Regions from separate parts of the Homo sapiens genome. Here region 1 is linked to region 2. Evidence: chromatin contacts called from ENCODE Hi-C data. All regions are on one chromosome and are shown on one strand. Each heading gives the region's core, a stretch centred on a gene start or an enhancer-like site at or near the end of the contact. The rest is flanking DNA. Distances are from core to core; before and after follow the strand shown.

Region 1 (5,589 bases), core at 2,316-4,815, 2.3 Mb before region 2:
TGCTAAATTACTCCTAGTGCCAGTCAAATCTAGAAACTGCAGATCAATACCCAACCTCCTCTTTAGCAACACAAACATACAGAGAAACACAGTTATTTTACATCTTTAAGGAAATGAGGCAAATCAGTAAGATCTGTGTGATAGTCGATAATAAAACAGCCTATTTAAACAATACTTATGGGGAAAAAGTAAATGGACACCTTGTAAAATCGGTCAAATTCTCTGTATCAGATCCAATTTCAGATTAGTTTCACTACCTCAATAAATATTTATCGAGTACCTACAACAAAAGGCAAAAAAAACCTGAACGTGAGCTTTTCATCCAAATCTTGGACTGCATTTAAAATAACATGTCTAATCAGTTACCATGTTATCAATCTTTGCATAGACCTTCCACCAATCTTGAATTAGATAGGAAGATACAATTGAAAGGATCCTTACAAAAATGGATCTAGTTATTTTAATAATTAATTCTTTGCTATACCCTCCTTACATGGTAGCTCTTTATTATGGGAGGGGGTCACTTTACCTTTATACAGCTAAGAGAAAATATTGGAATTCTGAAAAGGATTGAGGATAAAACGAAAATTAATTTGTCAAGTAAAAGGGATTCCAAAGCCAATATGTAAATGTTTCTTTTTAAAGGATTACACTGTTCTCTTCAAATATCCTCTCTTTGAATGTTCATTACCATTAATCCCTAAATTCAAACGCTAACCATTACACTGTGCCCAGGCAACGCGCTACACTGTGCCCAGGCAACGCGCTAGGAAGATTACTGTGAAGAATGAAATGGATTAAGTCCCTACCCTCATGGTACTTACATTTAACTGGTGTTGAATGTCTATTGCAAGGCACCATGCCAGTGCGTTAAGGCATACAAAACAATATATATCTTGTGGTTGGAGTTCACAATTCAATGGAATAAATAATATAAAATGGTAACAGGAGGCAGGAAGTAATGCGTGTCATAGAAGGTAAGAGAGATGACTTTCACGCGGTCGTGGGTGAGGGGAGAATGTAAAAGAGAGCAGAGCAATCATTTTCTTATCTCCTTTTTTTTTTTTTTTTTTTAAGACAGGTCTAGCTCTGTCACCCAGGCTGCAGTACAGTAGTGCAGTCTCGGCTCACTGCACCCTCCGCCTCCCAGGTTCAAGCTGGTTCATTCAATGTGAACCTCCCAGGTTCATATTCTCGTGCCTCAGCCTCCCGAATAGCTGGGATTGCAGGCGCGTGCCACTACACCCGGCTATGTTTTGTATTTTTAGTAAAGACGGGGTTTCACCATGTTGCCCAGGCTGTTCTCGAACTCTTCACCTCAAATGATCCGCCTTCCTCGGCTCGGCCTCCCAAAGTGCTGGGATTACAGGCGTAAACCACCACGCCCAGCCAGAGCAATCATTTTCATGCCCCATACAACATTTTAAAATTAAGTCAGTTTAGCATTGGTTCTTCAGTTATATTTTGATACCTGGCATATTAAAAACAACAAACTGGCTACATGTGTTCCAATGATTTACTTTAGGACTTCCTTAGATAAGGCAGCTTCACGATTTATTGTCAACGTCAAACAAGGAAATGCAAGTGAAAACACCTAACGTAGTACACATTAAAAGCACAGATGAGCTCAAATAAGACTAAAGGAAATGCAAGTGAAAACACCTAACGTAGTACACATTAAAAGCACAGATGAGCTCAAATAAGACTATCATTCAGGCTCTGTGTGCTTAAAGTTATTTAATCTGAGTATCAGTTTCCTCACCTAAAACCTGAGGATGAAACTACTCAAGTGGTTTTTTCTCCTATTTGACTAAGGTACCCACTTTTTAAAAGTGCGATATGGGAAGAATATTCTTTGTAAGATGATAATTCACTATAAAAACGTTGTATTTCTTTCTCCATGTTGTCTCTTACGGATAGACTACTGTCCTAAAGGTCAGTGGACCCACTAACTGGTTATCTTATCTAGGCCTCAGTTTCCTCCTCCATAAAATGACAGGGTGGGACTGGATGATCTAAATAGTCCCTTCCGGCCCTTAAAAAGTCCCATGACTCCACTATGACTCAATAAATACTATTTCAAGAGTCAGCTTTTAAGAATAATATGGGCTTGAAGTTAAATGAATGTCTCCCTTTTCTATAAGTTACTTTTTGTTAAGATAAGGTCTTGTTGAGCAAGTCCAAACAGTATTCTAATTACGAAAAAAGAGAGCTGAAAAATAAATTTACAAGTCAGAGCTTTAAATTGTTAAGTACTCGACATATATGAGATGCTGCCTGCAAAACCAAAATCCAATTAGACGGAATTAATTTTAAAATACTAAAATCACAATCTTCATTTAGTGTCAACTTTCTACCCCGTAAAAATGTGATTTCCCCTTACTGCAACACAGAACTGCTTCTATTCATACCAATCAGAAGTTACAGGGCCAAAATGTTTTTCTAAACTATTAAAGAGAGTGGGAGAGGGGGGAAAGCGAAGGGGAAGGAAACCATCTGCTTTAACTTGCAAAAATGATCTTTTCTCCAAAAGACATCAGTGTTTTTCAGAAGAAAAATCCGGAGAGCCCGGTTCACTGGGCGTAGTTTTAAATAAAATTCATGGCGCTGATAGTTTTAGGATTAGACACCTCGAGATGGCGAAAAAGAGAAGAGGACAAACTTCCTGGATTTTCTCTCCCTCTAAGAGAAAGAGATTTCCTCTTGCTGACGAAGGGAAAGGCCCCTTTAACAGTTTTTCTCTACACGGTGGCTGCTGCCAGACTAAGTGGGGCTCTCTCCGCTGCCTTCCTCCTGCCACTTCCCGCAACAAATGGAGCAAGCAAGCCCCGTTTCAGGCAAACTTTTTCGCTGTCAGGCTCAAGCCCGCGGGGCGCCTGGGAGTGGTTTCCCCCGAAGGCTCCTCGCCCTAGCTCGGGGCTGGGAGAAGCTAGGTCTTCGCAAAGGACAACTTTCTGGTTTCCGTTCTAACTTCCACCCATACCACGGAGGGAACCCAGGCGACAAGCGAGGGGGCTCGGGGCGGGGAGCGAGTCTTCGGGGGAGCCGGCGGGGAAAGGAGGGCGGCGGGAGAAGCTGCGGCGGACGCGGGCTGAAGAGAGCGGGCGGGTGGGGGGGTCCTCGGGCTCTCACTTCCTCCGCCATATTTCAGACATTTGACCCCTTCCGCAAAGCGCGCTGTTCTCCCGCGGCGGCGGCGGCTGCTCCTCCTCGCCGGCCCGCAAGGCAGCGCGCTCGCGGGCCCGGCGCCTGGCCCTCGCGCCACCTGCCGCGCGCCGAGGGGCTGCCGCCGCCGGGGCCCCTGACCGCCGCGCCCGGCCCGCGCCTCGCCGCACCCCACCCGCTCCCCTCAGCCGGCGCCCGGCCCCGCGCGGCCGCCGCCGCGGCTTCCCTCAGCGGCCACGCACTCACTCTGCGAACCTCTCACGCTGTCACCGGGTCCCTGCAGCCAGCGTCGCCCCGCGCTCCCCCCGGGTCGCTACTCTAGGCGCCACGGCGGTCCTGCCGCTGCCGCGCCGCTCCGGCTGGTTTACACGCCTGAATCTGGGCGAGGTTTGGCGATGTCGCCTTGACGTCAGGCGTTCAGCCTCGCTCCAGCTTCCGCCCGCGGGCGGGGCGCGCGGGTGCGCGGCCCGGGAAGGGGCGGGCCTAGGGGGCGGGGCGAGGGGAGCCGAGGGGGCGGGGCCGCCGCGCGCCGGGTCCTCGGCGCCGGCCTCTAGCCGGCCTGCATCGCAGCCGGAGCGCAGGCCCTGCCCACGGGCCCCTTAGCTGCCTCTGGGCGGCATGTCTGCCGAGGTTCTTCTCTCTAGCTGCGCCGCGCCTTCAGGCTCGCTTCCCCAGGCTGTCTGGTGGGCGGAATCCGCGCGTCGGTGTTCCTGACCCTCGTGGGTTCCAGTGGAACCCTCCGAAACCCAAAAGGCGCCGCCTCTTAATGCAAACTGTAGTCACCGACTCGTCCAGTCTGTTGGTATTCGCGTCGTCCTTTGTGCTGGGCAAAGTAACCGAGAAGTAACGGAGAGCGCGCATTTTCTACACCTAGAGCTCCCCGAGGGAGCCTGGGCCAGCAAGTCTTTCCATTCTTGAGATGCCTTTTCTCCTGGATTGACAAGTGTTTTATCCATTGGTGTCTTAACCCGGGCGAACTCTTTCCAAATTCCCATGCCAAACGCAGTTAACAAATCGATGATTTCTAAATAAGTTTGTACCCTGCACCTAAACCAACGCCATTTATATAACTAAAATAAATTGCGTATTTAAATGCATGTCCTGGACGCTTTATTCACTTCACAGGATTACCCATAGGCAAGTAGGTTTATCGTGTGACTTCAGGGCACCAGAAAACACTTTCTGTTCCAAAATGCCTCGTTCCAAAAAGGGCGGGAACTTAACACGGGAATTTACCATTCTTACTTACCCTTAGTACAAGAAATTTATCAGAACTTTTTCTTGAAGCAGTTTTGATGGGCGAGGAGATTAAGAGAGCAAAGTGCAGGGAAAAGGGATTGAGGGGTCATTTAAGACTAACTTTCTTGGTTCATAATTTAATTAGGCCCTGTACAAATTATTCTTGAAATAAATCTTAATAAACGTTGATAAATTTGGAAGATAAATGGAATGTGACTAATTTCACTCCGTTTAAGAATATGTAGTGATTGAAAACTAAGCTAACCTAAGTTAAATGAATAGATGAGAATGAATTATAACAGTTCTCTGTGTTTTATAATGTTTTACAATTTAGGTTAATTGAGTAGATTACCTATTTCGATAATTTCTATTTCCTTAGAAAAATATCTTTTTAAAAATTGTTTATTGTCTGCATTTATTGTGTATACAACATGATCGTTTGAAGTAATGTATACATTGTTACATTACCTCACAGAGTTACCTTTTTTTTTGAGAGTCTTGCTCTGTCACCCAGGCTAGAGTGCAGTGGCATGATCTCGGCTCACTGGAATTTCTGCTTCTCAGGTTCAAGAGATTCTCCTGTCTCAGCCTCCCGAGTAGCTGGGATGACGGGCGCGTGCCACCACGCCCAGCTAATTTTTAGTAGAAAGGGGATTTCGCCATGTTGGCCAGGCTGGTCTCGAATTCCTGACCTCAGGTGATGCGCTCGCCTGGGCCCCCCAAAGTGCTGGGATTACAGGCGTGACTCACCGCGCCGGCTGAGTTAGCATTTTTTTTTTCTTTTTTGAGACAGAGTTTCGCTCTTGTTGCCCAGGCTGGAAGGCAATGGCGTGATCTCGGCTCACTGCAACCTCCGCCCCCACCTCCCACCCTCGGGTTCAAGCGATTCTCCTGCCTCAGCCTCCCGACTAGCTGGGATTACAGGCATGCGCCACCACGCCCGGCTAATTTTGTATTTTTAGTAGAGACGGGGTTTCTCCATGTTGGTCAGGCTGGTCTGGAACTCCCGACCTCAGGTGATCCGCCCGCCTGGGCCTCCCGAAGTGCTGGGATTACATGCGTGAGCCACCGCGCCTGGCCTTGAGTTAGCATTTTTTTATGAGAACACTTAACATCCATTCTTTAGAAAACCTTTTTAAATAAAAGTTTCAAAGGCAAATTTCAGAGCAGTCCGTTGGAATTACT
Region 2 (5,362 bases), core at 375-2,874:
TTTCCCAGCACCAAACATGCTAGCCAGTTGATGATACTTTAGAATGACGACTAAGCCCTCCACAAATACTTGAAACTTTTCTGCCTAAATCTGCGCTGTCCACCCACGTGGCTATTTAAATTAAAATGTAATAAAACTTAAAATTTCTCTCCTCAGTTACACTAGCTGGATTTCAAGTTCTAAACAGCTACATATGGCTAGTGGCTATTATACCAGACAGTGCAGATATAAAACACTGCCATGATCATGGAAAGTTCTACTGAACAGCACCGGTCGGCACATTAAAATATTTTAAGTCTCAGTCACAAAGTATACATAACAGGTATAACTTATAGCACAGGAAACTACCTCATAGCACAGGAAACTACTTATACAAGGTTTACCCGAACCACAAGGTTACTAACACCAATTAACAATCATCTGTGCACTGAGGTGTTCCTTGTGTTTCGTTTTTCTTTTTCTTTTCTTTCCTTTTCGTTTTTTGAGATGGAGTTTCATTCTTGTTGCCCAGGCCGGAGTGCAATGGTGTGATCTCAGCTCACTGCAACCCCCACCTCCTGGGTTCAAGCAATTCTCCTGCCTCGGCCTCCCAAGTAGCTAGGATTACAGGTGTGCGACATCACGCCCGGCTAATTTTGTAGTTTTGTTGTTGTTGTTGTTGTTTTACTAGAGACAGGTTTCACCATGTTGGTCAGGCTGGTCTCGAACTCCTGACCTCAAGTGATCCACCTGCCTCGGCCTCCCAAAGTGCGTGAGCCACCGCGCCCGGACTGTTTTGTTTTTCCAAGAAGCTGAGGAAGAACCACGTATTTGACTCCAGGCAATATAGGATAATAATTACAAGTTCTCATTCTATAGAACTTGAGGATAAGTGGTCAGAAGGAAAAATAAAAGTTCCGATTCTGGGTGGAAATAGAGACTCAACATCCACTGTTTCCTTAAGCGTAAAACTACCTTACATTAAAGGTACATTAAATTAAAGGACGACCATTAAAATGAGAATAATTTTAAAAAAAAAAAAAAAAAAAAAGGGCAACCCGCTCGGGTCCCCTTCCACACTGTAGAAGCTTTGTTCTTTCGCTCTTTGCAATAAATCTTGCTGCTGCTCAAAAAAAGAAAAAAAAAAAAAAACCACATAGTATGTGTCCAGTTAAAGTCACTGCTATTATTATAGTCATAATTTTACCCTTGGTAGGATGAAGCAGCTAGACCACTGATAAGCTAAATCTGTTAGCACGACTGGGTGCCTTGCTCAGGGCAAAGCCAGAATGGGAAGCGCTACTTTGGACCCTCCAACCCCATCCCCCGGGCAGACGCCTTCCTCACCGCGGAGGCACCCGGGGAGGCTGCCAGCCTTTACGCCCCCACTGCAGAGCTCCTCGGCGTCGATGAACACGGACTCTTCATCCTCCTCCACGTCGTCGTTTAGGTAGTCGTCGTCCTCCTCCACCAGATCCCTGGGTGGGAGCAGAGGTCCCTGAAGTTGGCGCAGGTACGGACTCGACCTGGCCATGCTTCTCCTGAACTCAACCCAAACAACTCGGGAAAACCCTGGCTAACTGCATGGTCATGATCAGCCAATCAGTTCTACGACTGTAAGGCCATCAACTTCCGGGAACGGCCTGGCGGCCGCCAGCGTACATAAAACCTGAAAGGCAGCGAAGCTCCGCCCCAAGTTTCCAGGAATTGCCGAGGGGAGGGCATGTGGAAGGGGCGGGGCAAGGCGGGTTAGGGGCGGGGAAGGGAGAGCGAGGGGCTGGGAGATGGGCGGGGCTTCCGCTCCTTTTGGAGCCTGGTGCTGGGCGGTGATTATCAGGAAGGTGCTGGGACGAAATCAGCGCTGGGGAGTGACAGGCGTGGCACCTGCAGAACCGCCAGTGCACGGCATCTCCTGCGGAGAGAGAACGGGGAGAAAGTCCACTTCTGCTGAGCTTGAAGAACCTGGAAAAGCAACCCCCACCCCAACCTTCCCAAAACGAAAGTATAGCAGATGCCCTTCTGGAATCGGATCTAGGGCAGGGACCTAGAATTCTGTCTTTTTAATGTACATTCCGGGCTGTCCATTTTGATGCTCAGCTAGGTTTGGACACCACTGGATTAGATAACATTCAAAGTTATTTTTATCCTTTCCTCTGTGAGTACACCCTGGTCTCCCAAACTTATTTAAGCTGGGCTGCTACCTGCTGACAGTGGGGCAAAAGTGTCTCTTTGCAGCCCAGAGTATAGACAGGAATAGGAGAAGGGAAATAGAAGAGAAAGGAACGTGGTTTTAAAAACTATTATGGGGCTATGATTCTCTTACTTGATGAGGATGGTACTTGAAAGTCTTGGTACTATTTAAGAAATACCATAAATATATTACTACATTACTGTATTGATACTGTTTATTTTGGGATTATTCCTGAAATAACTAAACACACACTATTTACTAAATCCAAAAGCACCTGATGCTATATTTAAATATATATAAACGACAACTAGCACCAAATATTTAAGAAAAATGTATAGGAGAAAATATAAAAATTGATTTCTTTTCCTTTGGGTACCAATTGAAAAATGCCCACTTTTGTTGCTTTTAAAAGAAATACTGTTGCAGCTGACAAAACACCAGTGTTTCCAAGGATTGGCTATATGAGGTTGAATTCCTTTGACATTCACATGGCTACTGTTTCCACCACAACATTGAATCTCCTCTGACAAATGTCACACTTACTGTCCTCTTCGTTTCAAAAACCAGTGGATACTTTTCAGCCTTTGTTTTACCTGACCTCTCAGCAGTATTTGATACTGATAAGTATTTTCTTCTTGTAGCATTCTGCTGCCGGGGCTTTTGCAGCTTGCCTTCTCAGATTTTTCTCCTTTCTGGCTATTTACAGTCTTGGACCCCTCTGCTTGCCTGTAAGTACTGTTATTCCCCAAGGCTCCATCCCAAGCATCTTCTTGCTCTATAATCCTTTCCTCAATCATCCTTCACCTACATGCTAATGACTCAGCCTAATCTGATCTCCAAACCATACAAACAACTGCCTAAACACTGTCAGTCACTACTGGATGCCCCTTGGCTACTTAAGACTCAGCATATCTAAACTGCAACTTATCATTGGCTTCCCAAATCTGGGTCACTTATGAGTATATACATGGGATATTCTTGTTACCAACATGATGACTTGGGCACAAGAATCAACTCTAGATCTCTAGATGTTAAACTTTTTTTTCTTTCTCTCTTTTTTTTTGGGGGGTGGGGGGACAAGGTCTCATTGTGTTGCTCAAGCTGGTCTTGAACTCCTAAAGTCAAGTGATCCTCCTGCCTCAGTCTACCAAGGTGCTAGGATTACAGATGTGAGCCACTACACAGCACAGGTGTTCAACTCCTCCTCCCTTTTTTTTTTTTTTTTTTTTGGTACAGGTCTATAGTGGCACCATCTCAGCTCACTGAGGCCTTGACCTCCCAGCAGGCTCAAGTGATCGTCCCATATCAGCCTCTCAAGTAGCTGGGACCACAGGCTCACACCACTAAGCCCGGCTAATTTTTTGCAATTTTTTGTAGAAACAGGGTTTCGCCATGGTGTCCAGACTGGTGTCGAACTCCTGAACTCAAGTAATCTGCCGGCCTCGGCCTCCCAAAGTGCTGGGATTACAGGCGTGAGCCATTGCACCTGGTCACTATATGTTCAGCTTCTATTCATATAGTTCAATTGCATTTTATTGGATAGTGTAGATAGGAATTTAGGATGATAAGAATCTTACTTCTTTACCTATTGTTTTCTCATTCTTTTAAAAAAAAAGTTAACAATTCTGGCTTTCTGGATACCATCTTTACCATACATAGTAAGCAGTGGTACTCAAATCTGGCTGTGCATCAAAATCACTTGGGATGTGTTCTAAAATTGAGATACCTGGATCTACCCTGAAGCTACACTTCCCAAAACAAAAAACAACATAGACATAGGTTATCTACTGTGTGATTTTTGTAATAGCAAATTATTGGAAATAGCAGAGATGTTGAACAGCAAGAGACTAATGAAATAAACTGTAGTACATCCACACAATGGAGTATTCTTCAGCTATTTTTTTTATAAAAAGAAAGAAAGATTGCCACAAATTGGTAGGGAGTAGTTTCCAAGATACTGTTTTAAATTAGAGAAAGCAAGATGTAAAACAATGCATATCATTTTATTTGTATGTGTCAGTGTTACGAAAAAAAAAAAAATCACATGAAAGATAAACCACAAGTTAATGAAAATAGCCAGGAATGGTGGCTCGTGCCTCTAATTCCAGCACTTTGAGAGGCCAGGGTAGGAGGATTGCTTGAGCCCAGGAGTTTCAGACCAGGTTGGGCAAAATAGCAAGACCTTGTCTCAAAAAAATAAATAAATTAGCCAGACACAGTGGCGTGTGCCTGTAGTCCAGCTACCCTGGAGGCTGATGTGAGAGGATTGCATGAGCCCAGGAGGTTGAGGCTGCAGTGAGCCAGAAGAAGGTGAAGGAGGAGAAGGAGGAGGAGGAGGGGGAGGTGGAGGGGGAAGAAATTGATGAAAATAGTTACCCACAGAGGAGATGGAAACATGATAGGACAGAAAGGGGATACGGACAAGAGCTCTGAGATTAATTTATTATGTAGTTTGACTTCTGAATCATGTAAATGTTGTACACATTCAAAAAATAAAAGAAACAAAAGCAAAACAGAAAATTGAACACAAACAGAAACAAACAAATCTATCAAGTGAATTGCATAACCACTAAGAGAAAATAATCATTTCAAGTTATGTTTCAATACTTTGGGTAAATATTTTAAGTTATTCTAACTGTACACCCCTGGTAGGTTATACTCTGCAGACAAAAGATCTAAAAAATGATCTTAAACTTCACTCATTATGGTTAATGTTTGTTGTAATATTGTTAGTGTAATTTTGAAATTATATATTGTAGGATAAAGAAAATAAGTAAATGTATTCATATTTTATTAAAAGTTTTAAATGTACATGGAAAGAAATACAAATGTAAAATAAAATAAGTTGAAAAAAGCTCCTACAACATTAAACTGGAATTGAAAATATCAATATGGGCTTGTGATTTCTTAAAATGTATTATCTAGTTCTGTGTGCCAAAAGAACCTGAAAGCAATGTAACCCCAGTAACTCTGATCACACCCACCATCTCAATTTTCTGTTTGTTTGTTTGTTAGACAGGGTTGTGCTAGAATTCAGTCTCACAATCATAGCTCACTGTGACCTTGAACTCCTGGCCTCAAGTGATCTTTCTGCCTCCCCCTGCCCAAAGTGCTGAGATTACAGGCCACTGCACCCAGCCTAATCTTGGTTTTTTAATCTGGGTGACTTTTTGTTTTCAAAAGCAAGGACCA

The links. A loop is a pair of places that touch in the nucleus more often than their neighbours do. Pooled maps may share reads with other maps.
Region 1: a map of naive thymus-derived CD4-positive, alpha-beta T cell shows a loop between it and region 2 (10-fold over the local background). The contact joins the promoter of RAP1B here to the promoter of HELB in region 2. A Hi-C loop is called at or near these places in 1 of 168 maps with a recorded cell type or tissue (naive thymus-derived CD4-positive, alpha-beta T cell), 2 of 37 single-sample maps with no recorded cell type and 7 of 50 pooled maps.

What each region holds. Positions count from the first base shown.
Region 1 is chr12:68,608,875-68,614,463 of GRCh38, reverse strand. RAP1B (RAP1B, member of RAS oncogene family) reads right to left here and starts at 3,565. Exons shown (of 8, transcript NM_001010942.3): 1 at 3,421-3,565. RefSeq lists a silencer at 3,249-3,708.
Region 2 is chr12:66,298,755-66,304,116 of GRCh38, reverse strand. It overlaps HELB (DNA helicase B), which reads right to left and starts at 1,624. Exons shown (of 13, transcript NM_001370285.1): 1 at 1,327-1,624. The coding sequence starts at 1,513. RefSeq lists enhancers at 294-603, 634-733, 1,365-1,444, 1,505-1,554.